2 separate regions of the Mus musculus genome follow, and region 2 is linked to region 1. The links are chromatin loops, found by intact Hi-C in ENCODE. Cell type or tissue: left cerebral cortex. All regions are shown on one strand. Each heading gives the region's core, and the rest is flanking DNA. Links, peaks and the distances in the headings are about the cores only.

The links. A loop is a pair of places that touch in the nucleus more often than their neighbours do. Peaks named below come from ENCODE experiments on the same cell type or tissue, not always from the same donor. Only the 100,000 strongest peaks of a DNase experiment are listed, where the experiment ranks them.
Region 2: it touches region 1 in a loop (2.1-fold over the local background); 3 of 42 quality-filtered maps call a loop at or near these places.

What each region holds. Positions count from the first base shown.
Region 1 is chr12:70,044,153-70,060,143 of GRCm38, forward strand. It overlaps Nin (ninein), which reads right to left. Exons shown (of 29, transcript NM_001081453.1): 6 at 12,500-12,646; 7 at 11,720-11,887; 8 at 11,155-11,291; 9 at 10,679-10,819; 10 at 10,236-10,410; 11 at 6,988-7,098; 12 at 6,513-6,602; 13 at 4,872-5,010; 14 at 3,001-3,122; 15 at 995-1,485; 16 at 1-100. Among named protein-coding and RNA genes, the nearest start is that of Nin, 51 kb to the right of the region's middle. In left cerebral cortex, for the core only: no CTCF peak of the experiment used is centred there; DNase peaks (open chromatin) are centred at 6,764 and 9,735; H3K27ac peaks cover 1,447 bases.
Region 2 is chr12:70,098,465-70,114,455 of GRCm38, forward strand. It overlaps Gm9997, which reads left to right and starts at 8,754. Exons shown (of 3, transcript XM_030247034.1): 1 at 8,754-8,863; 2 at 12,195-12,243; 3 at 12,433-14,776. The coding sequence starts at 8,754. The coding sequence ends at 13,119. Nin (ninein) reads right to left here and starts at 4,390. Exons shown (of 29, transcript NM_001081453.1): 1 at 4,187-4,390. The coding sequence starts at 4,369. In left cerebral cortex, for the core only: no CTCF peak of the experiment used is centred there; a DNase peak (open chromatin) is centred at 8,148; H3K4me3 peaks cover 211 bases; H3K27ac peaks cover 307 bases.

The sequences.
Region 1 (15,991 bases), core at 4,872-9,871:
CAGAGTTTGTTCACAGTGCTCAGTGACTTTCTCACAGTCAGCCTGGCACTGGGCTTCTATCTGAGAGACTCTTCTATTACACTCTGTTTCCATTTCTTCCCTAAATGTGGTCAACAGACAGCATTACTGAGACTGCTGCCAACTCCGGAAGCAAACCCAACATTTTCCCATACAAAAAGGAGGCTGCCGGGCAGACAATGGGACCACTTCCTACAATGCTCTGGTTCCTAGGCCATTCGTGTGTTCGGGGAGAGGCTCTTTCTTCTGGGGACCAGGAATCCAGGAAACTTATCTTTCTCTGAAGCAGGGGGAGCTTACGAAACCAAATCCTTTAATAGGCTTCCTGAATGTACTTATGTGGTTTAATGATGCCTTATACTGGCATTTCACATTGAATGACCAAAGACATAGTGACCTCACTCCTCAGCTGGGAAATATTTTGAAAGAGGCACCATAGGATTTCAGCTGCATAAAACAGGCACATTAATAACTCTCTTCTGTTTTTGCTTAATTAACAAAAGAGCTCTGCATTAAACAGGGTGGGAAACTCGAAATCTCTCAGTTATACCTGGGATTTCACACAAGGACAGTAAACACAATATGCCATTTCGTAAAGGGGAATAAATATGAGTATTCCAAATCCAGTGTACGAATGGGTTTCCTCAGAGAGCATCAGACAGCATTGCAGTAGAAAGGATCTGGTCCTCATCTGAGCACAGGAAGACAGTAAGTGTCACGCAGGGACAGTTCCTCTGACTGCCTGTCTTCCCTCCCTCTCCCACATACATACACACCAGAACAGTTCCAATGACCAAAGGAGACTTCCTGGTGAACAAGACAAAACTAGTTTGATTAACTTTGAAAGAACCTACTCAAATCCATGGGCTGCTCTGCTCTGCTCCCCCAACCCCGATCCCGTTTTCCAGTCCTCCCTGGCTGACAGGAACTCCGGAGAAAGAGTGTCCAGTAGTTCACGGTCCCCTCATTTTCTTACCTTCCCTCCTGGAGTTCCCTTCGGTGATGTTCCGAGAGCTCTTCCCTCAGCTCTTCTTTCTCTAGAGCATGCTTCTCCTCCAGGCTCAGCAGCTGCTCCTGGTAAGATTGCTCCAAGCCTCTCACCTTCTCCTCAGTCCAGGCAGCCTGGGCGAGTCCCTCTCTCTCCTGGCGAAAGCTCTCCGCTGCCTGCTGCAGCCTGGCCTGGAGCTCCCTCTCATGCTCCTGCCGCAGCTCCTCCTGGAGCTGAGCCTTTTCCTCATCGAACGCCATTTGCAGTTGTCTCTTTTCCTCCTCGTGCCTGCAGCTGGCCTTGTGGTGGGCCTCCCTCAGCACGGCTGCCTGCCCTTCCAGGTCTGCAATCTCACTCCGAAGCTCGCTGACTCGCTTCTCCAAGGTGTGCACTCCCTGCTCATACTTCTGCTTCATGGCTGCCTGCTCCTGTTCAGAGGCGACCCTGGTATCATCCAGCTGCTTTTCATAGTGGCGCACCTAGAACCGGACAGTGAAACCACGGGATGACTGGGTTCTGTGATATGGGGAAGGGGTATGGGTGCAACAGGTGCTTCTGTCCCAAAGGACACTCTCGTTTTCTCGTTCTCATTGAAAGTGCAAACTTAGCTCAAAATTACCTGAAGTAAAATACTAAGTGAAGCCAGGTCTATCTTTATTGACTTAGGTATGTGAGTGTTCATATATGTACATGTAGGTGTGTAGGCGCGCGCACGTGTGTGTATGTGTAGGCAAGAGGACAACCAACCACAGTGCCATTCCTGAAGCACCAACCACGTCTTTTTTTTTTTTTTTTTTTTTTTTTTTTTTTTTTTTTTTAAGATAGGTCTTTCACTACTAGCTCAGAACAAACCAAACAGGCTAGGCTGGCTGGCCATCGAGCTCCTGGCTATCACTGAACTAACAATTTCTTCTCCAACTTTGTGTTTCATACGGCATTCTGCGTGCCTTCCTTACAGAGTTCAAGAAACATCTGAAGACTTAAAACACATATTTTACGATCCTAAGGCTGTAGTAGGGAAGTGGGAAGGTGAAAGGGGCACCCGTGGGGATCTGCTCAGTGGAGTCATAACAAGAGAAGCAGAGGCTGGGGAGCGGCACTGAGTAAAGAGGACCTGGGCTCCATCCCTCAAATCCACATAAACTGGGCATGGTGGCTCTTACCTGTGATGTCAGTGTCGGGGGGCAGAGGATCCCTGGGCAAGCCAATTAGCTAGACCAATGGGGGAGCCGTGTATACACACATGTAACCATGCATACACAAGTATACATACATACACATATGACCAGTACACACGTGACCATGCATACACATATAACCAAGCATACACATACGACCGCGCATACACAAAATATGCATACACACATGACCATGCATATACAAGTATCCATACATACACACATGCCCATGTATACACACATGACCATGCATACATAAGTATCCATACATACACACATGACCATGCATACACACACTTAAGTAGGCATACACATGAACATGTATACACATGTAGCCATGAATACACACATAAACATGCAAACACAATATAACCATTACATACACATCTAACCATGCATACACGTGAACATGCATACACATATAACCATACATAAAAAGAAAACCAAAAACATGGTGAAGGTGAATGGAAGCCACATAGTGCAGGACTGAGAGGCCAAGGATTAGAGCTTGTATCTAATCTAGGAAGCGATTCTACATCAAAGAAAGGGTTGGTTGTTTTTTTTTTTTTTCAATTGAGTTATTTTTTAACAAGTTAAAAACACCATAATTAGTGTATTACAATATGAGGGACTAAGCACACATCACATTCTGGAGAGACTAGAGAACAGGCCTTGACTTCAGCCTGAGGAAATGGGTTCCTGGCAGCCTCTGAACTCCAGAAGAAATGCACAGGAAGTGCTGGTCTGAGAGGAGAAGGCAGCAGGTCCGCCCACACGCTGACAAGACTCAGGGTCAGACTGGGACTCAGGACTCACTTTGTCTTCCAGCTCCAGTCTCAGGTGACACAGGTCCCGGTGGTGCTGCTCCTTCATCTGCTCGATGACCAGCTCTGCCTCAATGCTCATATTCAGGGGGTTGCACTCTTCAGATCCAGGCCCTGAAAGCACACAGAACCCACCGAGCCTGCCTCAGGCCCACTCACTGGCATACTCTGGCATCTGGCAAGGGGGCATGGCTTCACTAAGGACTCCTTTTCAGCCTCGTTTCCCAGCTGTGAAGTGCTTGGGAACAATGGGATCCACCACATTCAAGCATCAGGGCAACAAGAGGAAGCAGGTAAGGAGATCCTTCTAAACATGGGCAGCACGCCAAGCCTTAGTTGAATCCGCCTTTTTGAATGATAAATGGGTGTGTGTGGAATATGTTGAACATGAGCTCTCAGCTGGAGAGATGGCTCAGTGGTTAAGAGCATCGACTGCACTTCCGAAGGTCCTGAGTTCAAATGCCAGCAACCACATGGTGGCTCACACCCATCCGTAACAAGATCTGATGCCCTCTTCTGGTGCATCTGAAGACAGCTACAGTGTACTTAGATATAATGATAAATAAATCTTTAAAAAAAAGAAAAAGGGCTATGTGCTGGGGAAACAGCATGAGGGAGTTTGGTCAAACTAACCAACTTCTTGTCTGACTTCTTGTCTATCCAGAAAGTACCCAGTGACAAGTTCAGAGGGATGATGTAAGTGGCTAGCACCGCTACTGCTCTGTATTATGGGGCTAACTTCAGGGGCCAAGATGCCAGTCCATCCCTCAATACTGTTTTAGTTGTTTTACCAGGTGTCTACGTTATTTTCATCCAGACGGGTCAGGGGCATGGGTGCAGGCAACTGAGAGGAGTCTCAATGCCTTCATAGGGTTCACCTCTCCCACTGCCCACAATAAGCACCAAGGGAAAACTGAAATCATGAGCAGAAGTCGAGGGCTGATCTAGCACAAGGTCAAGTATATTCCCTGCTAGGCAGAGATCTCTTAGGGCAGGGAGACTCAAAAAATACTTTTCTCATCTGGAGATACACAGGCAGATGGAGAACTGTTCATGAGCAGAGTTCTAACACCCAGGATGGACAGGCCTGCCTTGGGCTTTCTCCTCACATATTTTGGCCCATCCCCCCACCCCGTCCAAGATGGCAGAAGTTTCTTGGAACAGTCTTCAGGTGGAAGAGCTGCACCTGGTGAATCAAGGATCAGAGAGAAGGACTCAGAACTTCTGACACCTCCTCCTGGATCACTCCTGCTGATCCCACAGTAGAGAGGGGAGGGAAGGGAAAAGCTACCTTCTTAATGACCAAAGGGAAGGGAGACGGCATGAGGAACAGCAGAGCACACAGGAACCTTGCTCAAATTAAAACCCAATGTACAGAGGAAAGGGGCAGGAGGGACCCAGGCAAGGAGCTGGATTGCATGGTGGCCCCCAGGCAGGCCCACCCAAGAGCCTCACTCCTCCTTATCTCCCTCAAAGCCACAGGCTTGAGCTCTTAACTAACTTGCTGCTCTGACAGAGGCAAATAAGGCACTTAGCCCAGGCAGCCTATGAAAATCAGCTACGGGTTCTGTGGTGTGTAACTGGCTATAACTTCCAAACCATCTTCATACCAAGCGGCCATGGTGCGGGAGGGAAGAATCAGCAATATCAGAATCACAAATACTTTTTGTAAAGAATTCAAGGACAAATGGAAAAAAAAAAAAAAACCCAGCCACAAGTGACGTTGCTCAATAAATGAGACTGCCAAAGTCTCTCCCTCCCTGAACTCCAGGATGCCAGTGTTCTGCAGTGCTCCACCCAGCCACTGTAGCACAAACTAGGTCAAACGCAGACGTCAAAAAGATTGTGTGCAAATGTGTTTACCTTGGTCGGGCTCAATACCACCACTGTGACCGTCGAGTTCTTCTGACAGCGAGTTCTTCAAGGGGAGTCTGAGCACCCTGCCTTGAGCCTGGTATTCTTCTAGTTCAGACTGAAGCTCATCCACTTGGTCTTGTAATAGCTGGAGTTTAAAAAAAAAAAAAACACCAGTCTTACACGCGGCACCAAGAAAGCACCAAGAAAAACAGAGCGGATAAAAGCAAAGAAAGAGCCCGTCTCGCTCACACACAGGATCTGAGTTTGGTTCCCAGCACCCATGTCAGGTGGACCACAATCACCCGGGACTCCCAGTCCAGGGGATCTCATTCCTTCCCGTGGCCTCTGTGGGACTGCACTCATGTGCAGAAACAACACAGACAAAGACATAAACATAATAAAAAATTTTTAAAAATTTAAAGTAAAGAGACTATGTAATTGGAGGACAGTTTGGTTAATTATCAGATAAGGGACTTGTAACTAGAATTTATAAAGATTATTAGAAATCAAATTCAAGGAATTCAACTTAAAAGTGGACAAAGGCTATATCAGAAAGTTCATCAAAGAAGATATACAAACAACCAATTAGAAGCTACAGGGGGAATGATAAAATCCTATGATAGGATATGACCACAGCTGTAAATGAAGATGTGGTGGGTGAGGACATGCATGTGGTAGGAAATTAACATAGAAAATAAGCTTGCAGGAGCTCTGCCAATCCCTAGAAGTTAAACATTGGTTTAGCTTGTGGTTCAGCAGAAAGCCTCCTGGTATAAACCCCAAGAGAAATATAGTATATGCCCCCACAAAAATCTGCTTAGGACCATTATTCATGATAGCCCCTAAAAACCCAAATGTCTATTAGCTGATTTCAAAATGCCGCATATCTATACGATGGGACTTTATTCAGCCACGGGAAGGAACAGAAAACAGATACATACAACACCATGATGAACCAGGACACTATCACCAAGTGAAAAGAGCCCTTCGCAAAAGACCAGTTGTTAGCTGAGAGAAAATAGACCAGTGGTTGCCTGTGCTGCGTTAGGGGTAAAGAGAGAGTGGGGATGGGGATTGGAGGAGGGGGAGACATGGGAAGGGGGGTGGGGATGGGGAAAGGATGGGCAGGACAAACTGGGCGGGGTGGAGGGATGATGCCGAGATGGGGATGGGGACAATAGGAGACGCTGGCTGAAGTAGAGCACGGTTTTCTCGGGGTGATGACATCACTCGAATTGTGTTGTGGTCAGGGCTCAGCGATCAGTTAGGGAAGCTAATTTTGGGGTAAGAACATCAATACAGCCACATTAATTCTTCACTCAGCAAAAAATTAGAGAGTCCTCTATGTAGTAGCAAGATAAGGTAGACCAGAATGGAATTGGCTTGATTGCTTACAGCCCAGGACACTGAGTCATATTAACAGCTAGTTTACGCATGTGCTCTGTATGTCCCTGGCTTTGGTCTAAGCACTTTACACAATGTTTCTCAGAAGCTCTGCAGCTGCCTACTGGGTGCCTTTAAGCACTGTGCTTAAAGGAAGTTTCCTTCTATAGATTTCAGTGGCCTGACAAGCCCAGGCATTGCTGAGGCTGGGATTTGAACCCAGGCCCTCCAGTGTTGCTTAGTTCTCATGAGCCACGCACGCACCCTGCACTGTTGCTCATATTCATTTCTCATCTGCGCCAGCCTCTCCTCTTGAAGAAAGAACTCAGCACTGCTGGGATCGAGGTCACCAAACTAGAAAGGACGGAAAAAAAAACAAAAAAACAAAGATGTCATTATTCCCAAGGGCCCTTCTTTGACCTATCACATTCCAAAGATCCCAGCTTCTGGGGGTCATCCAAGCTCCCAAATATGACAAGAATGAGGCACTGAAGCAGAGACACCACCAATCAGAAGCGGAGGAAACTACTCAGCTAGTGTTCAGCTAGGGGAGGGAGCCCATCTCAGCGCCAAGCAACGCTTGCTTCCCTCTCAGCCACCATCCTCAGTCACACCCTGAGAAGTTCCTCCCGGCACCCAAACAGTTCCCTCATAAAAATGTTCTTGGCATTGCTTCTGCTCTTTTGGGCGAGTGGCATCTTGGGCAGCTCACCAGGAAATCGGAAGCAGGTAGACTTACCTTTTCTGCTAACACATTTTCCAAACTGCGCTGGAGCTTCTGCGTCAGGCTCTCGTACTCTGCCAACTTCTCTGCGTTTTCCAGAAGCTCAGTCTCCAGGCGATTGTTTTCCTTGAGAAAGTTGGGAAAATAAACATGGCACAAAGTCAGAAATCAGGGGACTGTCCTTGATATCACTTCATATGAAGTATGAGACAGGGTTGGGGATGAAGAAAGCTGGATCTACTGTGAAAACTAGAGAGAATCGAAACCAAACAATGATGAAAAGGTTAATATCTACCTCATGATTCCAAAAGTCTGCCTTTAAAAAGAACCTATAGGGGCTGGAGAGGTGGCTCAGTGGTTAAGAGCACTGGCTGCTTTCCCAAAGGTCCTGGGTTCAATTCCCAGCACCCACATGGCAGACCACACCTGCCTGTAACTCCAGTTTCAGGGCTTCTGACACCTACATACAGACATATGTGCAGGCAAAACACCAATGCACATAAAGGTAAACCATTAAAAAAAATTACAACCTTATAAAATTGTGATGTTCCACATCTTAGCTACTAAAAGGCCCGTGCAGATACTGAGCACTTGAAATACATCTGGAACCAACTGAGACCCACTGTCAGAGAAAAATACACACTGGATCTCACACAGTAAGTTACAAACATAGGAGAGAGCACAGAATTATTTGTGCTCACTGGTTCCATTTAGTGGTAATAGTGCCTTGTAGACACTGAGTTAATTCATTCAAAATTAATCTTACCTTTTAATTGGATATTATTTTTAATACCGAAATTTTCCTTTATAGCAATAAATTATTTTTTAAAAGGAAAGTACCCATATGGCTTTATTTTATTTCTACACAGCATTACAGAGGAGCATTTTAAACAGCATATTCTTCATGTATTGCTCAGTGTAAGAAATCAATAGCCAGGCAGTGGTGGCACATGCCTTTAATCCCAGCACTTGGGAGGCAGAGGCAGGCGGATTTCTGAGTTCGAGGCCAGCCTGATCTACAGAGTGAGTTCCAGGACAGCCAGGGCTACACAGAGAACCCCTGTCTCAAAAAAAGAAAGAAAGAAAGAAAGAAAGAAAGAAAGAAAGAAAGAAAGAAAGAAAGAGAGAGAGAGAGAGAGAGAGAAAGAGAAAGAAAAAGAGAAAGAGAAAGAGAAAGAAAAAGAAAAAGAAAAAGAGAAAGAAAAAGGAAAAGGAAAAGAAAAAGAAAAAGAAAAAGAAAAAGAAAAAGAAAAAGAAAAAAAATCTGGTAATAAAGTACAAAGTACCATTTCTAGAATGAGCATTAGCTGACTCATAGGGACAAGGCACTCTTTGCCTGATGTGACTCCCTAGGACCAAGTTGTCCTCTGATCATCACATGCTCACACCAGCGTGTGCCCCACCAAACCAATTAATGTTAACAGGAAGGAAGGAAGGAAGAAAGGCCTTGTCTAGCTATAGCAAGAGACTCAGAAGCACTACAAAAAGAGTAAATCTAAAACTGATTATAATTCATGGGCATTATAGTTTATAGTTAACCTACAATTTTGGTTTAAGGATATAGAAGTTACACATAAATGGTTCGTAATTTTTATGTATAAAGTAAAATAGCAAGCCAACTGAAACTCACAAACTTTCTCCCGTTAAAAAGAAAAAGATCTTTCATAATACTCTAGAAAGATTTCATCCACATTTGTTTAAAAAAAACATAGAGCTTGCCATTTGACATATTTTCTTTCTTCTCCAGTGGTAAAGGCTGATTGGAAGAATGCTACTCTCAGAGTACATTTTGCCAAAAGCACGGAGAGCCAGGATGTCTTTATGTATTCTAGTTCACACTCTAACATAGCAATATGGAGTTTTAAAAAAATGTACTTAAACCTTCAAAAAGATGCTACCTTCCCCTCCAATATCAACTCTAGGGCTTCTGCCTCTCAAAGGATACCCACACTGTCTGCCTCGAAGGGTGGGGGATACCCAGGGAGGCCCCACCCTCTCAGAGGAGAAGGGAAGGGGGTGAGGGAAGGCTGTGGGAGGGGTGACAGAGGGGAGCAGGGAGCAGGATGTAGAGTGGGTAAGTAAAAAAATAAAATTAAGTTTATTAAAATAGAGTCCCCACACTCACATGCTGAACAAGGAGCAAGCCCTGCCTTCCAGACACTGGCTGCTGCCCTGGAGGCTAAATCAGATATCGCTACTGAACACAGGGGACAGTGTGGCACCTAGCCACCACAGTAAAGCAAGCCGAACAGGAAAGGGGGTGTAATGGGAATGGAAAGGGAAGATGGCCTGTGGTGTTGGGGACATGACAAAGGAGCACACAGGAGGAACAGGGGGCTCACGGGAGTTGCAGTGGGAGGGGAGGGGAGGGGCGGGGCACTGGAAGGAGCCGAGGTTAGAGCAGTGACTCTTAACCTGTTGGTCGTGACCCCTTTGGGAATTGAATGACCCTTTCACAGGGGCCACTGGAAAACACAGATATGTATATTATTTCAGAACACCAACATGACTTAAAGAGTGGTACTGAGGGCAGATGGCTAAGAATTTTAATTTCTGGGACTTTCAGCAATTGATGCTGCTGATGATTAGGAGAATTCAGGAGATGGCAGAAACTGCTCATTGCCTTGGCTTTTCCTCAGTTGTTGTGTGGACCCGGGGGCACCTCATGATAGCGAACATTTTCCCTGAACCAGTTATTCTGTAGACAGCTTACTTGTACCATCTGGTATGATAGCCACACCAAGGTAATGAGTAAGAGCTATTATGTGACCATCTGCACATTGGGAAACAGGCTTGAGTAACATCATCCAGGTTTTCCTGTAGGCAGTGGTACTATGCCCAAAGGCCCAGTACTATGCTATCTGGTATGAGAGCCCAGAAAAGAGAAGGTCACCTTCTTCCACTAGGACAGAGGAGGGAAGATCACAAGAGGAAAATCATGTTTGGTGATGTCCAGAGAATAAGAATGGGAGGTAGACAGGAAGGGGAGGGAGAGGCTGAGGCTAAGGAGAAGCTTAGGGCAGCAGCTCTGGAATTGAGGTTTTCAGCCAAGTTCCACCCAGTCCTGAGGAGAAGCGGGAAGACTGTGAAGAACAGGATATACTCATGAACGCTGTCCACTCCACACCCCAAGGCCGCCACCACATCTAGGCCACGGCTAGGGAGAATCCTTGGGTTTAGCCCTATCTGTGCCCTCAGGGAACGACAGTGCTCTGTGCAGATACCTAGCATAGACCCAGGCCATGGCGCTACCAAGAGATTACCTTCAGGGAGAGGGCAAGGCGGTCCCGGATGTAATTCTCTTCCGTCTTGGCCTTTTGAATTTCCTGTTCCAGCTCCACCCGCTGCTTGCCCACTTGCTGCAACATCTGTTCCCTCTCCTGGCGGAGTTCGTTCTTTAAGGCTGCTATGCGCTCCTTGTATTCTTCATCCAGTTTCCTATAAGCAAGGACAACAGGAAAATCAATAGGTGGCCTGTGGATCCCTTGGAGGACAGTATATGGACATTCCAAAACTGGAGACAGACGCATAGAGAAAATGCCTAACGTGTCCTGCCTTCCCAGTGGCTGGGCTGCAGCTAGACCTCTGCAGTCAGCTCTGGTCTCACCCTGCCAGGAGCAGGGGCCAGAAGAATGGGGCTAGAGAGGAGAAGCAGGGGTTTGGGAGGGATGGGGGAGGATGCTGAACCTCGGCCCTCTGGCCACACCTGAGGTTGTATTCATTCCTCCGCTCAATGGCCGCGTGGTGATCGTCCACCTCGGAAGCCATGAGAGACTTCAGCTTTTCTGCTTTGTCCAGGTCCGACCGTAGCTTCTCCTTTTCTCTGACTACTTGGTCAACTCGTTCTCTAGAATTAGAAATAAAGTGAGTTAGTAGGAAGCCGTTTCCAAGCAACCAGGAGACCCAAAAAAAAAAAAAAAGCCCTCTCATCTGGCTCGCCTCAGTACAAACACAAAACCAAGACAACCAAAACCCTCCCCAAACAAAAAGGTTTTCCATGGTTCCCTTCACATGCTGCAGCCAATCAGAGCCCCAGCGCAATTCCCTTCAGCTCAGGAGGGTAACTGTTTAACAGTTAGAGATGGAAGACGGCCACATTGGCCTGTGGGTGGGGAAAGGTGCCTGGTGATATGGGAGACACAAGTAAAGGAAACAGACCAGCGAACCTTCTGCTCAACTTACAACAAGTGCCGGATCTCGGCCTTGAAGCTAGCTAGTGCTGCCTGGTGAATGCCATTCTTGGTAACCAAAAGTTCATTCTCCAGAGCCAGCGTCAGCTCTGTCAGGTTGATGTTTCCATCCAGGCTGAAATCCAGGGCCTGAGAATCAGAACAAATGACAGGCCCAGCTTCAGAAAGCAGAAAGTGTGGAGGCAGACTGAAGCCAGGCTAGAGACCAGGCCGGTCCCTCTCCTTAGGAACAGCTCTCATCTAGAAACCTGTTTCCTTACAAAAATCAAGGTCGGCTGCTTGTATCTTCTGACATCCCTTCTGACACTGTAAAGAAACGCAGTAGGGTAATTTCAAACCTTGCCGCCCAAAGATGAGTTAAGAGCTTTCCTATGTCAATAACTTGAGGTTAAAAACATGGAGATAGTCAGCCGCAGGCTTCTGGCTAACGCAAGCAGGAAAAATTACCTCATTTCTGAGATCTCACAAACTTAATAGTCAGTAAGTAAATCAAGTCAAATCAGTCTCAAAAGATAAGCTGACACGCCCTTCCTAGATTGCGAGTGCAGCTGCCAGACCTTCAGAATCTCCTGACTGTTCTCAATGCCTTCTTCCTGCCAGGTGTCCAGTATCCTCTCCACAGACGCCTGGCCCATCCCGTCATCCAAGCAGGAGAAGACCCGGAAGCCAATGGTACTCGTCATTGCTGACGAGGTTGCGGTCCGCCGTCCACTCTCATCGAAAGACTGGAAGAAGAGAAGAGTCTTAAGGAAACTGAGTCGGACCCCAGAAATTCAGCTAAATGCTGAGCAAGGCTGGGACTACCCAGTCCTGGCCACAGAGAGCAGAAGTTAATTTATACTGTCAGAATGGAGAACGCCATGCTGCGCCTCGGATCTCTGGTTCTCAGTGAGTCAGTCAAGCCTCCAACCTTAGCAGAGAGAACCGTTCCGGGAGATTCCTCACAATAGATGAGATGAGACGGTGTCTACTTGACACCAGGTTTCTTCATCACTGTCATCAAGAGGCATAATTAGTGGCCTTCACACTCTGTCATTTAGGGCCATTTCTCAAACCATCCTTTTCTTTCAAACGGCTTAGTCTTTCTCAATCTCTGAATACTTTTTTCTTCATGGTATTTTGCTTTAGACAGCGGATTAATTCATTCAGAATTACTAAATGAATTTTAAACATCTATTCTGAAAGAAAATGTTCTGTTGGTGCCTCTTTTCTAAGACAGGGTCTCGCTATGTAGCCCAGGCTAACCTCCAGCTTATAGTGCTGTTCTCTACCCTGCCCATTGTGCTGAGATCATAGGTGTGCGCCACCACACGGGGCTCTGCACACTGATCTCTTACCTGCATAGAGAGATGCCGTTTCAGTTGTCTATAGGGAGTAGATGCTGATGGCGTGAGGGATTTCCCAGTCTTAAACAGACCATAGAAAAAGTCTTCCACACTCATTGTTCCATCAGGATCAAGGCTGAGAAACACCTCTTCCAGCATCTAAGAAAGAACAATCACGCGTTTCAAACACACACAAATACCACATGCACAGCACACTTCCGGCCAGCAGAAATTCATACCCCTGCTACTCCAAAAGCCCAGACACATAATGTTGTCTCTATTCTTATTTAAAAGAATTTCCTTCTCTAGAAATGGTGACTTCCCCTCTCACTCAAATGAAATAAAACCCCATCTCTAACATCTCCATAATCTTATGCAGCTTAGCAATCAACTGTCCCCCCCACCCCCACCCCCCACCCCATTCATTCTTCCAGGTCTGGCAGCCTTAAATGTCACAAGTATTATTATTATCAATGTTTTTAAAAATTACTTAAAACATACAGATTCTCACAATTTTGACAAGACGTTAGTTAAAATGTTACAAGTTCTAAGTGATCTAAGTGATAACTGGCTCGTGCTGAAGTTTTCAAATTGGCATGTGACGGTTAGTGCTAATTGTCAGCTTGACAGGATTTAGCATCACTTGGGAGAGTTCCAGCCATGTCTGTGGAGGATCATCTCAACTGAAATGGGAAGCTCTGCCCATTGTGGCTGGGGTCCTGGGGCCCTGGGCTACCCAAGCGGAGAGAGTGAGCCGGCTGGCCGGCAGCGTGCATTCATCATTACCTGCTCCAGAACGTGAGTGTGATAACCAGCTGATTCAAGTGCCTGCTGCCTTAACTTCCAGACCACGGTGGGCTGTGTTTTGAATGGTGAAACAGAATAAATCTGAGGTGGTTTGAATGAGAATAGCTACCATAGGTCCGTATATTTGAATGCTTGGTCCGCAGTGGAAATGTTTAGGAAGAGTTAGAAAGTGTGGCCTCGTTGGAGGAGGTGTGTCACTGGGGGTTTCAAAAGTCAGGTATAGACTCTCTCTCTCTCTCTCTCTGTGTGTGTGTGTGTGTGTGTGTGTGTGTGTCTGTCTGTCTGTCTGTCTCTGCCTTCTACCCATAGATCAAGACATAAGCTCTTAGATGCTGCTCCAACCCTATGCCTGCCTGCCTGCCTGTCATCAGGCTCTCTGTCATGATGATTGTAGACGCACCCTCTCCAACTAAATGCTTGTGTAAGTGGCCTTAGTCACGGTGCTTCGTCCCAGCAATGGAAAAGCGGCAAAGATCAAATCCCTTTCTCCCTTAAGTTGCTTTCATCAGAACATTTTATTCCAGCAACAGGAGAAGAAACTCAAGCAGCATGCTAGCCCAGCAAGTGTGAACTGGGGCAGAGTGCAGTGACGTTCCTTAGAACATCCTGAAGTTATATTTTCATGCGTTAGCCCAGGAAAGAGCAAGAGTGGGTTACAGTGATCTTGTGTGTGTGTGCAAAAGGAGGTCTCAAGATGTAGACAGAGGAAGGAGTTTGACTCTCCATTTTGCGCTCTCTGATAGCCATCCTATAATTTTTATCTTATAACAGGGAATGTGGAGGCTTGTTAGAGAGACAGTTTGTTCCTGAGTCCCACAGGAGAAAAAGTAGCGTGAGTCACAGAAGCCACAGACAGGAGGAAAGGCACAGACATTTTACTGAGACTCTCTCTTCCCTCTGTGTGGTAAGTGTATTGTGGAACAGGTCTCCAAGAACAGAACAGAAATCAAACAGAGATCCTGTAATACACACTGATGCGGTAGGCCAAGGGAAGGGCCTGAGACTGCATTACTAACCAGCTCCCTCGGGATGCCTGGGCCACTGAGAAGCAAGAAGACAGAAGACTAACAACTTTTATTTCAAGTGCTTTACGCCAATTCATAGGAAACATATGTCTTGTTTGGGAGAGGATTCTGAGGCAAGGAAATTTCTAGAGGCTGGAAATCTGGGGAAGAAACAGGTTCTGACAGAATCCTGTGATCGGTGGCATTTGGGACAAGATGCTGAGGTTGCCAAAAAGCCTTCAGCTGTTCTGTCTCATTCTCACCAATCAAAAGAACGATGTACTAGTGGAAGTGGCTTTCAGGACCATTCAACCAGAAATGCCCACAATATCCAGACAAAGCAATGGACTATGTCCTTATTGCTGGCCTGACCTTAGCCAAATCAGTGAACTTTCTACGTGGCCTGAACACCCATCACTTAATCCATCAGCTTGCCAAAGTAGACTCTTGCCAGTTATTTTAAGTCAAGAGCTCAGGATGAGAAGTGTTGGGTAAAGGGATGTAAATTTAAAAAGGACTCAAGAGAACGCAGGTTACCTGAGCAACCGAGGGACCAGCCCTCTTTGGGAACAAGGGCATTTTCATTTTCCACACTGGCCAGGTCGGTGGATGGCTGACTTCCCAGGGTGTAGGCTGTGAAACATGTACCAGAATAGGGTCCAAGAACTGGGACACCACAGTGTCCTGGGAGGTGATGGGAGTGGCCGAGGCATGGAGGCTTCAGACATCAGAAAGTGGTGAGAACTAAGCTAGCTCAGCACATGGTCTCCTGTGGTCTCCGGAGGAGATGACTGTGGCTCGCCATTACAAAATACTTAGGGGAAAATTCCAATTTCAAAGAGTGTACCTTAAAGTCCAGCTTTTAAAACACTGGAACAAGTCAAACAACGTTATCCTTGGGTTTGATGTGGCCTCGAGGGAGCTAGCCTGCCTACTCGGCCTTCTTGGCTGTCTTCACTTAGAGAAAGGAATGAGGGGTGTGACTTTCAGAGAGAGCTCATCTACTTCTACTACCCCCCCCCCCGCAAAAAGGGGGGGCAGCAGTGATCTCACAGGCTTCCTCTGCAAAGGGCTGACAGAGTTCAAACTGCTCTCAGGTTTAAAGTTGCAGGACCCCAAGTTCTATGCTAATCAGCCTGTTCCTCTGGGCTAAGAACTAAGAAGTGCAGGGCACCTCCTCGCTCCTCCTGGTGGGAGGGAGTGGAAACACTAAGCAGGCGCAGGCTTGATGAGCAATGCCTTCCTAATTCCAACAGCACAGAGAAAGAACTGAATGTGCCCCTTGTATCCAGTTTTTAGGAGTTCCCTGCAGAAGAGGACGCCAGCTCCCTGTGAGTGGCAGCGGTTTATATTTCAAAAATTGTCCTCAGATCAGTAACTCAAGTTTGTGCAATGTTTCTTGGGAAAACACAAAACAGAAAACAACCCAAGACTCTTTGTACTGGACTGATTCAGAAATTAGGACAATTAATTTAATTTTATGACTCAATAGCCACCGTTGAAAAATAAATGGGTTGCTGGGATATTCCAAAGGTTGTCAAGGGGCTTATATAATGGTCACATCATATGAGAAAAAGAAAAAAAAAAACAAAACACTAAAAACCGAAATTTTCTGCAAGTCAGGCTATTTGGCAGGTTTTAAAGATCGGCCTCTTTCTTGGTTAGGAATATGCTACCACTTTGTCCCGAGGAG
Region 2 (15,991 bases), core at 5,702-10,701, 55 kb after region 1:
GTTCTTTCCAGACCAGGTTTCTCTGTGTAGCCCTGGCTGTCCTGAAACTTACTCTGTAGACCAGGCTAGCCTCAAACTCAGATCTGCCTGCCTCTGCTTTCTGAGTGCTGGGATTAAAGGTGTGTGCCATCACACTTGGCTTACAAGGTCAGGTACCTGTGGGACACTGGAGTTCTGCTTGTTTTCCTTATAACAGGTGTGCTAAGAGCACGGTGTATTTTAGATTTTTATCAAGGAAAGCGGTGATAGAAACCTTCAAAACTCCAGGAAACTGTCTTGTCTCAAAGTTGTCATGTCGGACAAGGAAAGGAAATGCCTTGCACAACATGAATGTGGCCTGAAGGATTCCAGACGGATCAACTAAATCTAAGCTATCTAGATTGAATTGAAGCTACGTATCAAACCAGAGCAAGCTATCTCCTTTCTATCCTAATTGCTGGTAAAAGAGAGAGAGGCTCAAGGGAACACCTGTCATAATGGGAGCTGGAGATGGCTCAGCACTTGAAAGCACTGCCTGCTCTTCCAGTGCAGTTCCCAGCAACCACATAGTGGCTCCCAACCACCTGTAATGGGATCTGATGCCCCCTTCTGTACATGCAGATGGAGCACTCTTACACATAAAATAAATAAATAAATCTTAAGATTAAAAAAAAAAGTGTCATAATGAAACCCATTGCTTTATATGCTGATTTTTAAAACTGATACAAATAAAAAATAAGGTCGCAAATAACAGGAAGCATCTAATATCAGGTGATATTTGGTAAAAGCTCAGCCCAGCAAAGAGTCAACATAGCATCCTGCCCTGTGTGGACACAGCACTCAATCCCTTTACCAGTCACCCACCAGGTATGTCACCCAACCAGCCTACAATGCTTCCATAACTCGAGGAGGCCCTAGGGTGGGGCTTCACATATGTGTAGCCAAAGACATGGACTGGACACATGTACCTGATCCTTTCCTTTAAATCAAGGATCCTAAAATTACACCTTTTAAACATCTGAACAGTAACAGGATCAGGAAATATCGACTTAAGTTATGAATCCGGACAGATCAACTTAACTCTATCTTGAAGGGAAATGGTCTATTAGCAAATGCATAGAAAATTCACACACACACATACATATTGATATAATAAAAGTTGTATTCAATTAAGGTGTTTATTATTCAAAAGATAAAATTAAAGTCAGAAGCATTTAGGAAGATAATTGATCCTAATATATCCAAAAGCCAATTTTATGAACAATACATACATAGTATATAGTAAGCATTAATAAATTGTATCAATACAATGAGACTAATTGAATGGCTATCCCATATGACACACAATTATGTTTGATGAATTAATGAATTGATGAGTTATTAAGATTTGTCATGCTAATTTTTCTACTTATTAAGTCAAATTTCTAATCCTTATAACCCACCCACCCTCCCTCCACCCTTTAATGGTGATAGTACCAGAGACTGAACCGGGGGCCTTACAGATTCCAGATTTTGTCATCTGAGTTATATCCCCAGTCTTCAATGTTTTCTATAAACTTCTAATAAGAAAGAGCTGAAGCCGGGTGTGGTGGCACACGCCCTTAATCCCAGCACTCGGGAGGCAGAGGCAGGCAGATTTCTGAGTTCAAGGCCAGCCTGGTCTACAAAGTGAGTTCATTAAAAAAAAAAAATCAGCTTGGGACTGAACTGGTATGGTGGCACAGCATACCAGCAAATAGGAAACAGAGGCAGGAAGAACTTGTGAGTTTGAGGCCAGCCTGGTTTATATAAGCAGTCCTAGGCCAGCCAGGGCTACATAGTGAGACACTATCTCATAATAAAATAAGCAAACAAAAACCAACAACAACAGAAACTTGCCAAGGATCTGAGTTTAGTCCCCCATGCCTCAAATGGTGGAAGGAGAGAACCTGTACTACCTCAAGTTGTCTGCTGACCCTCACTGCTGTCTCTGTCTCTGTCTCTGTCTCTCTCTCTCTCTCTCATACACATATAATTACACACAATCACATACATATTAACACAGAGAATAAATAAAATGAAAAAAATTAACTATAGTTGGTAATGATTAACAAAATATTTCAAAAAAGATAATAGAAAAGATTTCTAGTGCTCCCAACACAAGAAAATGCCAGTCAGCTGACCTCATCATGATGCATGACACTCATGTATTAAAATTCCACAGATCAGTATGCATAGTTACTATGTGTCATCTAAAATTATGTTAATTTGTAACACAGCTTAACATTGTATGATCCCTCCTCAGTGTTTCCTGAAGGTGACACATAGAATGGCTCCAGGATTTAGTGCTTTACAACTGAAAATTACAAACCATGCATGAGACATCGTCACAGAAAGAACATGGCCAACGCAATCAACCGAGGAGAATAATTCAGTTTCATAAAGATGCAAATTTAACCATACTGTGTTAATTCATGACAATGCTGTCTCTCAAGACAAACACCGGGGGCCTCCCACATGAAATCAATATGCAGACATCTATTTGACTTTATCACCGGCTCACTAAGTAAATACCACACTGTAGACCACTTAGGTACTCACTATTCAGGCAAATAGCCGGTAAAAAGCAGGTTGATGGTGTCAAGCCATTAACAAATCAATCGATAACTGCTCCCTGGTCTGGGCTAACATCTGGAGAGCAAATTGTAAGCCAGCTGCTAGAACAGAATCTTTGTGCAGTGGAGGATCCCCTTGTACTCTGAGAGGGGTTCTCAGGGAGACCATCGGCCAAAGCCTGGCTCCTTGTGCTTTTTGAAGCACTAACAGCAACTACGCCTCCATCCCAAAGGCCTGCAACCTGAGGACCACACTGGGAGATGCTACTCTGTTCTCCACTATGCCCAAAACCCTGGAGCACATGAAATAGAGTAAATGGTTTGACCTTGCATATTGCTGTTTTTACTATTTTTCCAAATGAGTCGTTTTAGCATTTTCTAGGAAATACTCATATACTCACAAACATTTAATCTTCCTCAAAGTGATCAAGAGTGGCCCTACTTTTTGCAACAAAATCTTCTTTTTCCTGAAGTGTGAACTATTTGGCCTCACATGTCAATCCCCCAATATCCTTTTTTTCTTTATGCTTCATGGTTAGTGCTGTGTCTGCCTCCTTCATGTGACACGCATCTAATACTTCTATGCCTTGGGACACTTATCCACATGTCTGTTGGAAGACCGTGAACAAGGAAGGAGGAGGAGGTGCATCTGGCAAAATCAAACGACGCTTCAGGACTGTTTCCCGGAGTAACAGCGCAGGACAAACCTGTGTACTGGGTGTCGCCATTAGCAACATTTTTCTTCATTTTGCCTGGCCTAGAGCCAAAAGGTGGGGAGGGGGGAACTCTACACAAAGCATTGTAAAGGAGGTTGAACTAAAGGCATTCTCAGACTGCAACAGACTATCTGTCCTTCTCACTGCTAGGGACTTGGGACAAGTTGGGGGGTGGGGGGGGACGGACCTCTTTCCTCTTTCTCTTGCCTGAGACTTAATCTAGGGGAAAAGCATGGCCTGGCCAAACGTGGAAGTTAACCAGTTTGCACACACACTCGCCATGCATGTTGGGTTGGACTGGAGACAGCCTCTGCTTTGTGTACTTCCTGTCTTCCTTCCTGAACGGAAGATTCAATCTTCACCTCAAAATGACCCACACAAAAACCAGCTTTTAGAAGATCATTCAGAAAACCTACTTCTACTTCCTGTGAAGGGCAGCTGTCTTCCCGCCTTTCTTTCTTTTCCAATGAAATCTCACCCACAAAGAACAAGGAAAAAAAGTCTGAGCCGGGCGTGGTGGAGCACTCCTTTAATCCCAGCACTCGGGAGGCAGAGGCAGGCGGATTTCTGAGTTCGAGGCCAGCCTGGTCTACAAAGTGAGTTCCAGGACAGCCAGGGCTACACAGAGAAACCCTGTCTCCAAAAAAAAAAAAAAAAAAAAAAGTCTGGGAAACAGTCAATTTCTCCTGTTACCCATAATGCTCAGTGTACAACTTAATTCCAAGTGCAGACTAAATCTAGCATTGCCCTTATCACGAGAGCAAACTACACGCCCCAGGCTAACGGCCAGGTTGCAAGAGACAAGTTGCAACACACCTGTGGCTTGCCACCAACCCCAGTACTCTGACAGAAACCGCGCCCCACTTCCAACCAACTCTGTTCTTCCCCAGATCTTACCCTGCCCAAGAGGTTGTCCTGGAGTAGCGTCTGTTGCAGCACCGGGCCCACATCCTCCAAGCACAGCACGTGGCAGAGGTCAGTGAGCTCCTCTTGACCCAGAGACCCAGTTCCCAGGGTGTCAAAACTGTCAAACAGCTCCTTGAGTCGGGCTTCATGCTGGTCCTCCTCCACCTCATCCATCCCATAGCCCACAGCGCTCACCTGTGTGGGACATGAAGGAAGACAGGTTGGGACAGGTCACAATTGGACGGACACATGAATCTTCCCCAGCTCTACCTGGACACACACATCTCCCCCCCCCCCCCCCAAGTCCCATCAGCCACTTGGAACACTCTGCAGCAAGGCCCTGCCTGGCCAGTGGTACTTGTACACACACCAGCACGAGGGCACAACTGTACCGCTACAATGGAGTAGCATTCCTAGCAGGAAGGGTTTAGGCAGGCAGTCCTCCTCCTTCCTGACAGGCAAATGGCCTGTCTCACACCTGAAAGGGTTTCTCACCTATCAGCCTGGGGACTCAGGAAAGTGAAAGTCTCTTCTACCAGCCGGTCAGGTCAGATGAGATAATTATTAGTATTCAGTCACTACGGTGGTCAGAGCTGCCAGACAAGTCAGCAAGCTGTAGACAACCTCCCCAGATGCTGGGATCTGAGGTGTGGCCAACTTTCACTCCATTCAGCCTAGGTATTCCACATCACAGCTACATCAGAGGCACTGGCTGAGCCATCTCCCTATTTATGCCACCCAGAAGCCTTTGATTCAAAAAGCAGCTCAATTAGCCCTGCTGGTGCAATTACACACAGCAGGCAGAAAGTATTCCCCCAAGGCTCTCTTTTGCCCCAGGGTGTTCTAGGTAATGCTTAGTTGCCTAGAGAAAGGGTAAAACACCGCCCACCTTTCCTGAGGAGCCACTGGCTGTTTTGGGAGAGTTGAACAGCATCTCTGAACTCCTCCACCGCCAGCAACTCACGCTTCATTCCCGACTGCTCAGTCTTTCATTACTGATTCCCGGGTCCCAGCCTTTCACCCCCCCCCTAGAATCAGTAAAAACCTGACATCACCAAAAGCTTTCAGTCATCTTTTGCTAAAAATAAAACCACACAAATCCAGGTATTTTACTTCAAGGATAAGATGTTCACAGGCCGGGCGTGGCGGCGCACGCCTTTAATCCCAGCACTTGGGAGGCAGAGGCAGGCGAATTTCTGAGTTCAAGGCCAGCCTGGTCTACAGAGTGAGTTCCAGGACAGCCAGGGCTACACAGAGAAACTCTGTCTCAAAAAAAACAAGGAGAAAGAAAGAAAGGAAGGAAGGAAGGAAGGAAGGAAAGAAAGAAAGAAAGAAAGAAAGAAAGAAAAGAAAGAAAGGTAGATGGATCTCTGTGAGTTCACAGCAGCAGGGCATACAGAGCAAGTTCCACACAGAAAACCCTGTTTCAATTAAGAGAGAGAGAGAGAGAGAGAATGAATGAACGAAGACAAGTAACACACATACAGAGTTTAAAAAGAAAAAAATGAAAAAGATCTTTCCTTCTCCTTGTACACAATAATCAATTTTTAATGTGCTGGATCCAGCCCAAATGCTGCACACCTGGAAGCAGCTTCCTGATGCAATCGAGGGTGCCAAACGCACACATACCCTTGGGATGGTGACCTCAGGCGTCTGCAATCAGGCTTTCAGCCAACCCCATGACTACAAAACACAGCACCTTCCCCAGGGCTTGGGGGTGTAGCTCAGTGGAACATCATAGATGCTTAGCATGTGCAAGGCCCTGGGTCCAACCCCCCAAAGCACCAACAGTAAAAGCAGCCCCTTTAACTAAAGCCCTGAGTCAGAGCTCAGAGCAGCTCCCAGGAAGGCAGACAGTGTAATTTAAGCTGCACACAGCTCAGGCCCAGGGCAATGGAGCTTTCTGAAACAATGCAACGCCCCTCTAGGCCACTTTCTTTCTTTCCACAGACAACTGTCCATAACATGACAGGCAAATAGCCAGGTGTAGTGGTGGATGCCTTTGATACCAGCACTTGAGAGGCAGAGACAGGCGAATCTCTGTGAGTTCAAGGCCAGCCTAGTCTACAGAGTTTTAGAACAGCCAGGGCTACATAGTGAGACCCTGTCATCTTTTGTGTGTGTGTGTGTGTGTGTGTGTGTGTGTGTGTGTGTGTGTGTGAAACCAACAAAAAAGACAAACACCCCAACCAAAAAAAAAAAAAAAAACTGAAGATAAGCCATGACCCCACACTGGATGACGTCAGAGGACCTGGGAGGAAGCTGCAGTACAGCTTAGTGTTTAGGGACACCTGTGAAAGCAGTGTGATAGAGAGTAGGTCCAGGCTCCCAGGGCTGGGAAGGTCTCTTCCATCAGCAGAAAACCACTGAGGTGCAGCAGGCTCTGGCTGCCTTCCCAGGGTTGGTCTGCTGGGTTAACTAATCAGTATGTAAATGTTTTCAAAATATGTTGGGAGTGCTACATAAACATCAAAGCTTCAAAAAAGGAACGCCAAGGTGTTAAACCAAACCACAAAAAAAAAAAAGAAGAAAAAAAAAGGAACACAGACAAGGCCAAGCTTGGCTAATGAGATTTGCCTAGAGTGGGCCAGTTAATTGTCTACTAGGATCTGCTGGGAATCCCTGGGGGCTCTGGGATTTTCACAGTGTGAAGCGCTTTCTTAGAGTCTTTCTTAAGAGTCGGCTGGGTTGTAATCTGAGCAACTTCAGAAAAGCCAAGACAACTCTACTCTCTATGAACTCCGAAGAGGAGGAGTCCTAACACTTTCCCCCTCAAACATTACTTTCTGTCTCAGCCAGGGGTTCTCAACCTATGGGTCACGACCCCTGCGGGGAAGACCAACTCTTTCACAGGGGTCACATGTCAGATCTCCTGTATATCATATAGTTGCATTATTTTTCGTAACAGTAGCAAAATTGCAGCCATGAAGTAGCAATGAAAGTAACTTTATGGGGGGGGGGGGTGTCACCATACACGAGGAGCTGTATTAAAGGGTCAAGGCGTTAGGAGGGTTGAGAACCACTGGTCCAACTAAGTCAGTGAACGAGAATGAAACTCTCCCAGTGCACCTGACCTTATCTGCTGCTTTGAATCTGGCTAGCTAGCATGTCTGATTTAGAGAGACAATTGGATTTCCAGTAGATCAGACATCTTCCTTTTTTTTTTTTCTTATCCCTGAACTTCATTTCCTACATGCCACAGACAAGCAGCTTAGGAGAATGTTCTTTTGAGTGGTTGGGGTGGGAGGTGAGGGTACATGGGGGATGGGGTGGGGGTGGGAGGTGAGGGTGTGTGAGGGTGGGTGCATGGGGTGGGAGTAGGGGCAATATGGGCGAAGGAGGGGCTGCACCCCAGTGGAACAAGTGCTCCAACTGCAACATCCAGGAAATGTGACACGTGGTGACAAGCTGTCAGTTCTCATCTGGCACCAAATGCATTTTTGCTGGTTGACACAATTCTCCAAATGTTCATCTGTAATTTCCCGTGCAAGAAACGTTTCCCCTTCCCACTTGCCAGAAAGGTAAGAGTAAAGGCCACAGTTTCTCCTTCGTTATCTCCTTCCCTTCCCCCAGCTGAATCGTACAATCTATTCTTTGGGCCAGGGACTCAGTAAATGGACTGACTTCATGTTAGGGAGGTTCCAGGGAGAAATATTTACCCCGGTGAAGATGCCAAAATTGACATAGACTGTTCCTGCCCTGACTTCTTCCACACATACATCTTCACTTCTCAAGGGCATTTTCAGGGTTAGGCCTAACCAAGAAGTAACGGGGCACCGACAATGAGTACTGAACCACAGCGGAGCCGTTGAAGTGTAATTCAGTGTAGAATGCAGTCACAAGCTACAGCTGCGTTTCTCAGTTAGGGGCGCAGATTTTGGAGGAGACTGTCAAGCTAAAACATTTGTTTGGACAATGAGGATAACAACAGCCATCTGCAGGGGTTGTTCTAGAACTAAGTAGGGCAAGCTAGTGGCTAGGCTCAGAGAAACAGGCCCAAGAGAGGCAACTGAAAAATCAAGCAAGAAAACACCCGAGGCCTGGAAAGGAAGCCAGAGGAGCGTAATTTAACTCAATCAGGCAGAAGTCAGCCTGCAGAGCAACCAAGCAGCTCGTGGAATGCGACTGAACAAGGGAAGGAAGGAGCAGTTGTCGCTCCCCTCGTAAGCATCATTATATTAATAAGCGATAATGATAGTGGATAATGCTTGGCTCCCTGAGCCTAAAGAGGCAGAGTATTGATAAATTTAATGTCAGAAAGCTGCAGAAAGGCTGGGACATAGTGGGGAATTCAGAAGGCATTATGTTCTTCCCAGCATTTACTAGGAGTCCGGCCTATGCCAGGTACTTTATGTATACCGCCTTGATCATATAATTTAATCCTCCTAGTTCGGGGGTATAGATAGTATCACTTCCCTATTTCAAATGTAGAAATTGGGCCTAGGAAGAATTAAGCAACCTATTCAAAGACACAGCATTATAGTGGAGGAGGGGCTAAGGTTCTACTGGTGTGACCATTATTGTCCCTCAGCCCTACACATGCTCACAGGATGCAACGATGGGACTGAACAACCTGTGTTCCCTGATCTGTGTCACCCGGCTGGACAGTACTAAGAAAACCTTGGACGGTCTCAAGCCACACACTGCTCCAAATTGGAATGCGGGATGGTGGGGGATCCCGGTTACCTTGGTCCATAGACCGAATGAGTACAGCCTACAAGTCTCTAGGAACACGCATCTATGACAGGCACCCTCTTGTCCTAAAGCAGCAGTGGGATTTGAGGCTGAGAAGAAATGCACTTTTACATGAGACAACCATAAAGGCCCCCAACCTTCAGGAATGGATACAACTCAGGAATCTCGCACCAGTCCATGTCTTTCCACCAATGAATACTTAGGGTCTAATCTGGGAAGCCAGTACTTTCCAGAGTCAGGCCCAGCAGGCACCCAGCCGCAGCAGGAAACTTACAAAAAAGCTGAATGGGAGTAGTAAGTCCTCCTTGAAGTTGGAAAGAGCAATTCCGGCTTAAGGATGACAACCGTACCCTCAGGAGAACAGCTAGTCAGAAGCCATTAATGACTCCTCTGGAATAAAAGGCCTGGTGTGGGCAATATGCTGGCGTTCTAACTAGGGACTGTTAAATAAGGGGCAGATGTATAGAGCGAGCAATCAAAACATTTACTACCCAATAACCGGTCATAATGACAGTTACTCGAGCATCTTCCTCCCAGTGAACCCAAAACAAGGCTGTCACTAGACCACAGACAGACACCGGTCACATGTCTGTGCTGTATGCACTCTTTATTCAACCCCCACCCCCCACCCCAGCTGATGAAAACACGGTGCCAACAGGGACTTCCAAGAAATAGGTGGAGGTAGAACTGGTGTAATGAAGTCACCAGCTCTACCCAGGTCAGTGTGAAGTGCATGTGTGGACTTCCCCACACCAGGTTATAGAAAGGAGCTTGTAAGTCTGGAACCCCAGACAGGGTGGGTTCTGGGCTAGAGGGAGTAAAAGGGAGACAAAGACTGGCAAGTGCAAACCAAATAAAAATAAACACAATGCCACACACAGCCCCTAGCCCAGGCCTTTTATTTCCCTTCCAGATGGCCCAGCAGCTGAACAGCTCTGCAGCAGCACGTGTGCGTGGCCCTCTAGGCTCAGCCTCTCCCCTTTCAAGAGAGCATCATAATAGATGCTCTTGGACCTGTGCTCAGACACAGCTGTTGGGGGAGTGGGGGCACAGCCCAGGCAGTGACCACCAAGTGACTAACTACATTACTTTGGGACTGCAGTGATGAACACAGACAAACCCTGCCTGCTCAGGCTTTTCACCTATGCCTTTATTAGACCCTAATAATGAACCATAATCAAATTAAAGTGTTCTTTTTTTTTTTCTTCCCTTTTTTTCCCCCTACATTTTTGCCAGCTGCAAAATTTTCCAGGTTTAATCTTATACTAATTTTATTATAAAAGGAAATAACAAGGAGAAGAAACTCAAATACAACACCAGCTCCAGAACAAGCAATGCCCTGCCCACCCCTGACTCCCCAATTTTTTACTTAAAACACTTTTTCAAAGTACTATTTGCTGCTTAGCCACAAACTGCCAAATGCCTCCTCCCAACTCAAACAGTGCCTCCTGCCTTCAAGCTGGAAACCAAAAGCAAGACAGCGTCAGCAGGGACAGAGGTGAGGTAGAAAAAAGTAGGTAAACTCCTACATGCCACTGAACAGGGAAAATTCACATTCAGAGGAGTCTGAAAGAACACTTGTTCTGCTAACCTACTCTAAAGTTTAATTGTGCCAAGGCTAGCACAATGTGCCAGCATTTACTCTCAACCTAAACCAGAGTGAGGATTTCACTGCCCTGCAGGTTAATGTGAATCCAGGCTTTTGTTATACCTAATAGCAGGTGAATTACCTAATCAGTTAAGGAAAAACAACAGCTCCGCACAACAGATCCAGTAACTTATATTCAACTACTTACAAAGCTAGAGGAGCCACACACAAAATAAAACAAAAACACTAAACAGAGTTTTGTGTTTGCTACTTACAAAAAGGAAAGAAGGAAGGAAGAGGAAAGCCTGAAACAACTTTCGTTTCTTGAGCTGTATTTACATAAATTAATTTAGGATGGGTGAAGCTGTGAGCCTCCTAGGGCCTGAGTAGAAAATGCCTGTTCTCACATCACATCGACAGATGATATTTCCCCAACTCTGTTGAGGTATTAGGAGAGCAACGCTCTGAGCACTTTCCACGTAGAGCAAGTGTATAATCGCTTGTACTAATTGCAGTAAAGAAGAGAGCTAATTTCTAATGAAGTTTCTCATTTGCATAATTCCATAATGTTTTGAATTCTCTCATTTCTGAATATAACCAGATAAATACACCTTTTTTGTTGGGTTCAGTGAGCCCGCCCCACAAGCCTCTGGCCAATAAATAGATGTAAGATCAATAGCCAGAACTCAAACTGCATTATTTATTGGCTTACACATAAGTTGGCATTTATAAAAGTAAGCATCTAAAAGGTTCAGGCTGTCTGAATCCCTCTAAAGACATCCTGATGTAACTGCCAAGCCCTCGATCAGGGTAAGGCTTAGAAAATGTATTTTCATTATCAACACAAAATGGAAGCATCAAGACTGGTAAAATGTTAAAAAGTCATTTACAGTGACATTTAAAACTATTTATTTGAACAACATTTGACTCGTGATAAGAACACTGACTATTAAGATTGACTGTTCAGAATTCTGTGGAGCCCCCTATTCTTGTCCTGTGGGGTAACATCTTCTGATATGAAGGGCCATTACATTATCTAAAATGAAAGGGAATAAGAAAAAAAGAACTTGTGACATTCTGAGCGAGCACCTATTAAAATGACTGGACCGTGACATTTCAACAAGAGGACCGCATAGATAGAGGGTGGCTTCCTCTTCCTTGTCCCAGCATCTGTGTGTTGGCAATGCCTTTGCTTATGGCAATCCATTTGCTTTCTCAACACTGCAGTTCAGAATGCTTCCCTCTAAAACATCAGAGAGCCTTGAAAATAGGCAGGTTGCCAATACCCGCTGCCCCGGATCACCTCCCTATGAACACCAACCACAGCTGAAGAGACAGCACGAACTCCTCTCTTTCAGCCAGCCTGAGATGTTACTGATGAACAGTCGGGATATTTCACCGCTTCTTTCAATTCCACAGCAAGACATACTAATATTCCAGGTCAGCCTCTAATAGCCCGTGCTCACCATTGCAGAAGACCCTAGAAAAAGCTACACCGGTATCAGGAAAGTATTCCCTTGTGGTTTGTTAAGCTTCGGAAAGCATACATATAAAATTTATGCTAAGGTGACCTATCAGAGCGAACCCAACTGAGAAATAGTTCATGGTCCAAGAGCCAAGCTCAGGTGCTATCGTGAGATTAACTGGGATGAGCACCCTAAACGCTACCGTGGCAGCCTCGCAGACAACCACAATCTGTTTTTGGTTGAGCTGCAGGGAAAGCCTCCTCAGGACTTCCTCACCGCCTGGAAAGGGTCTGTCCCAGGTAAGGGACGATGAGACCGTCTCATAACAAAGTTGTCTGGAAATACTATCCATAGCAATGCAGGACTCCAGCTCCCCTTTCGTTAGCACCTTCCGGGTCGAGGCTAGGGCACCATCCTTCCTTCCCAACCTCTCTCAAACTAACAGAGCTTTAAGCGGAGGCTGGTTTCCATCAGCCTTGTCTTTTTAGGGGAAGTGGGGGTGGTTCTACAGTTCAGACCCGAGTCTTGGATACTTCTCTCCCACCTACACCCTCTCCTCACTTCATTCCTCACTCGCGGTTTTCAGAGCAACTGTCACGACGCACTACCACCCTTTCCTGCTAGCTGCACCCAAAAGTCTCTACCTGCACGGATCCTACGCACCTTCTAAAATCTCCACTTTCAGGACTCCAAGCAGCTCTGCGCTCCCAAGAGATTCAGATCGACACCCAGGGGCTCCCCACGCAGGCTTCCCCTTCAGCTTCTGGATCTCGGGGCTGCCTGGGTGGTCTCGACCCACAGAACAAGAACCCTTTCTGCTCGCTCCAGCTCCTGCCCGCTGCTGGAGCGAGGCACAGTGGCAGCTTTCACTCCCGGCGCCGCAGGTCTGGGAGGCGGAGGTGTGGCGGGAGGGCGGGCCAGCCCAGGTTCCTAGCAACCCGAGCGGCGTCCCCACTCCACCTGTCCCCTCGCGGGTCGCAGAGCTCACACGCCAGACCCGTGGTCCGGCCCCGCCGGCCTCGCCTACCTTCCGTCGGCCTCTGGGGAGCGCCCACGCCGGCCGCCTCCGGAGCTCTGCAAGCAAAGGGCGCTTTGTTAGGGCCCTGCGAGCGCCGCGACACCGAGCAGCCCACGCCGCCGAGCCGGGCACGCGTCCTTCCAGAGGACGCAACTAGGGACCCGCGCGGGCGTCATTTCCATATGTAAGGGGCCAGCGCTCACAAAAGCGCGCCGGCGCATCCTCCGCCCCCGCCGTCGCCCCTCCCCCGAGCCGCCACCCGGCGGCGACAGAACCCCTCCGGGGCCGCACCGCGTGCAGGACCGGGATCTGCGGGTCTGCGCCGCTCAGGGCGCTCGGGGTCCCTCGTAGACCGCGCATTGGCAGCCGAGGCCTCCTCGATCTCCCAGGCCGCGCGACCCCCGGGGCTCCCCAGCTTGTCGCTTACCGAGTCCCGGGCTCAGGCGCCCCGCGCCACCGCACAGACCATGACCGCGGGACTCTCGGGCTTGGCCGGGCGGCACGGGACGGCCGCGCCCAGCGCGCTTGCTCCCGGCTCAGCCGCCGCCACCCGGAGATCGGGCCGCGGGGGAGGAAGAGCCTGGCCGCGCAGGGAGGAGTCAAGGGGACGCCGGCCAGGGCGCGGCTCCTCCTCCCGCCGCAGCCGAGGGAGGAGCGGGTAGCGGCTGAGAGTCGGCGGGTGCGAGCCCCCGCCAGGGAGATTTGAATTTGGGAACGCCCTGGCTCCGCGTGTCAGTCCTGCACCCAGAGGTCGCCTCAGCGTACCAGCTGGCACTGCCACCCCGCGGTCCCTTGCCCACCACCTCCTTTTCCTCTCAAAGGCATCTACTAGTTCTTGGCGCTTGGCACAGAACCCACAACGTTTCGGGAGAGCGAAGACCCCAGCTTGATGGACATTAAGTGGAGGCGGGTACCTCTGTCACCTGCAGGTGACCCTGGGTTCCCTAGCTCCAGAGAGCCCTTTGAAGGTCATGGGAAAGGGCCCCAAGAAGCAAAGGACCCTGGAGAGCATTGAGGCCTCTGGACATCCTACCTTTTCTAGAAGCATCAGTAGCTGCCCACCTCATTCTCGTAGGTGCCCTGCCCCTTGTATAAACTTCGGAGAATGCAGTCAACCCTCTGTTACAGCCGCGCAGAACAGAAAGTCATTGGAATTGGTGGTCCTTCTGCCATCAAGGTTGCTGGGTGGATCCCCATCCTGCTGCTTTCTCCCATGCCTGCTCTATATGTTACCCTCAAAACCAGTGCTAACTATATCTAAGTGTTCTTCCCTTTCCTATGCTTCCAAATACCAAGTAGTCAAACAGGATTGCAAATCCAGGCTAGAGGTGGAGGGAGGTATGGGCCCGGAGGCAACTTCTTTGCAGGATCCATGAGTAGCCCTTGTGGAAGGAAGGATATGTCTTGATTTTATTACATCCACAAGTTATTTCCACAAGAACGCTGGGCAAAGCCCCCTTGCCACTGAGAGTTGTAGGCCACAGAAAGGACAATGGGAAGTTCAGGCTCCTGGAACCAACTGATGTGACCTCTTAGGTCAGTCTCCTTGAGGAGGTAGACACCATAGCATTTCAAAAGCAGGAAGCTGGAAGGCCCGGAAGCCAGAGCGTCACACAGAAAGCCCTTCACAGTCCGAGATTCAGAACATCACATTATGTGTGTCAAACTGCCTAGAGTTTAATGCTCACAAAGCAGGACCAGTGAGAAGGGTTTTCCTGGGGCCCCCAGCTGACCAAGGCCTGCTTTATTATTTTCTGATTATACTGTGTATAGTTCTGTAGAGTGGAAAACCCAAATAAAGCATTTAAAGGGTCTCTCCATACTGTTTCTTACAATTTACAGGAATCCAGTTATCTCAAAATGTCAAATATCAAAACCAGTTATTTAAAAAAAAAAAAAAATCCAAACCTTTCTCCAATACAGAGCATCTGGGAGAATAAAAAAGAGGCATTTTTTTCATGCTCTAACACAGAAACATACAAACGTTTGTAAGCACAGCTATTCAGTATTATAACGCCATTCATCAACCCTCTACCAGGATACTTACAGAGATGTCATGAAGAAGAGAATGATGTTCCGTGGGCACTCACACCACCCACAGCCTCGGAGGGGAAGAGTGAGGAAGCAGCTTCCTTGTTCGGCCCAGATTCTGCCATGTCAGATCTGCCATGCCGAGAATCTCTCCATACGCTCAGTCCTTTAACCACCGAGAACCCTTGAGGATGAGGTACTTAGTGCCTTAGTTCGGAAGCTGTGATCCTTGGGGCAAGGGAAATTGGATTTCGATTTCACTACTTGAGGAGGAAGCTCGTATTGCTAGGGATGGTGTAATTAGAAAAACTGGTTTTTTGAAAGGATGGGAAGGGTGGAGTTAGGGTTGGGATTGCCTCCAGCCCCACCACAGGGAAGCGAACAGCAGGGAGCCAGGCAGTTCGCTGTTGGGTGCTGCAGGGCGGGCGGTACAGGCTTGGTGAGAGCAAGTCTGAGGCTTTTTTTTTTTTTTTTTTTTTTGATACAAGGTTTCTCAACTCAGAGATCCACTTGCCTCTGCCTCCCAAGTGCTGGAATTAAAGGCGTGAGACACTAGAGCCCTGTCTGAGGCAGATTCTTTAATACTACGTGCCTGCATGTTTAGGCTGCTCAGGGCCAGGCAGGTCTTAGTCCTTAGAAACCAAGACTTCTCTCAGAATCAGCCTACGGCTTGGCCGAAGTAGTTTTAATTCCACTGTACATATGATATAAAGAAAAGAAAAGAAATGTGAGCCTTTGCCTAGTGGTATACCTATTGCAAGCCAATTTTCACCTTTTATTTGTTGTAGTTTATCTGCTTTTGATTTTTAAAATAACTTATTTGTAGTGCAGAGCTGTTTCACCTGCACATATGTCTGTGTAAAGGTGTCAGATCTTCGAGTCACACACAGTTGTGAGCTGCCATGCAGGTGCTGGGGATTGAACCCTGGTCTTCTGAAAAGAGCAGGCAGTGCCCTTGTCTGCTGAGCCATCTCTCTTAGCCCTCTGCTTCTGATTTT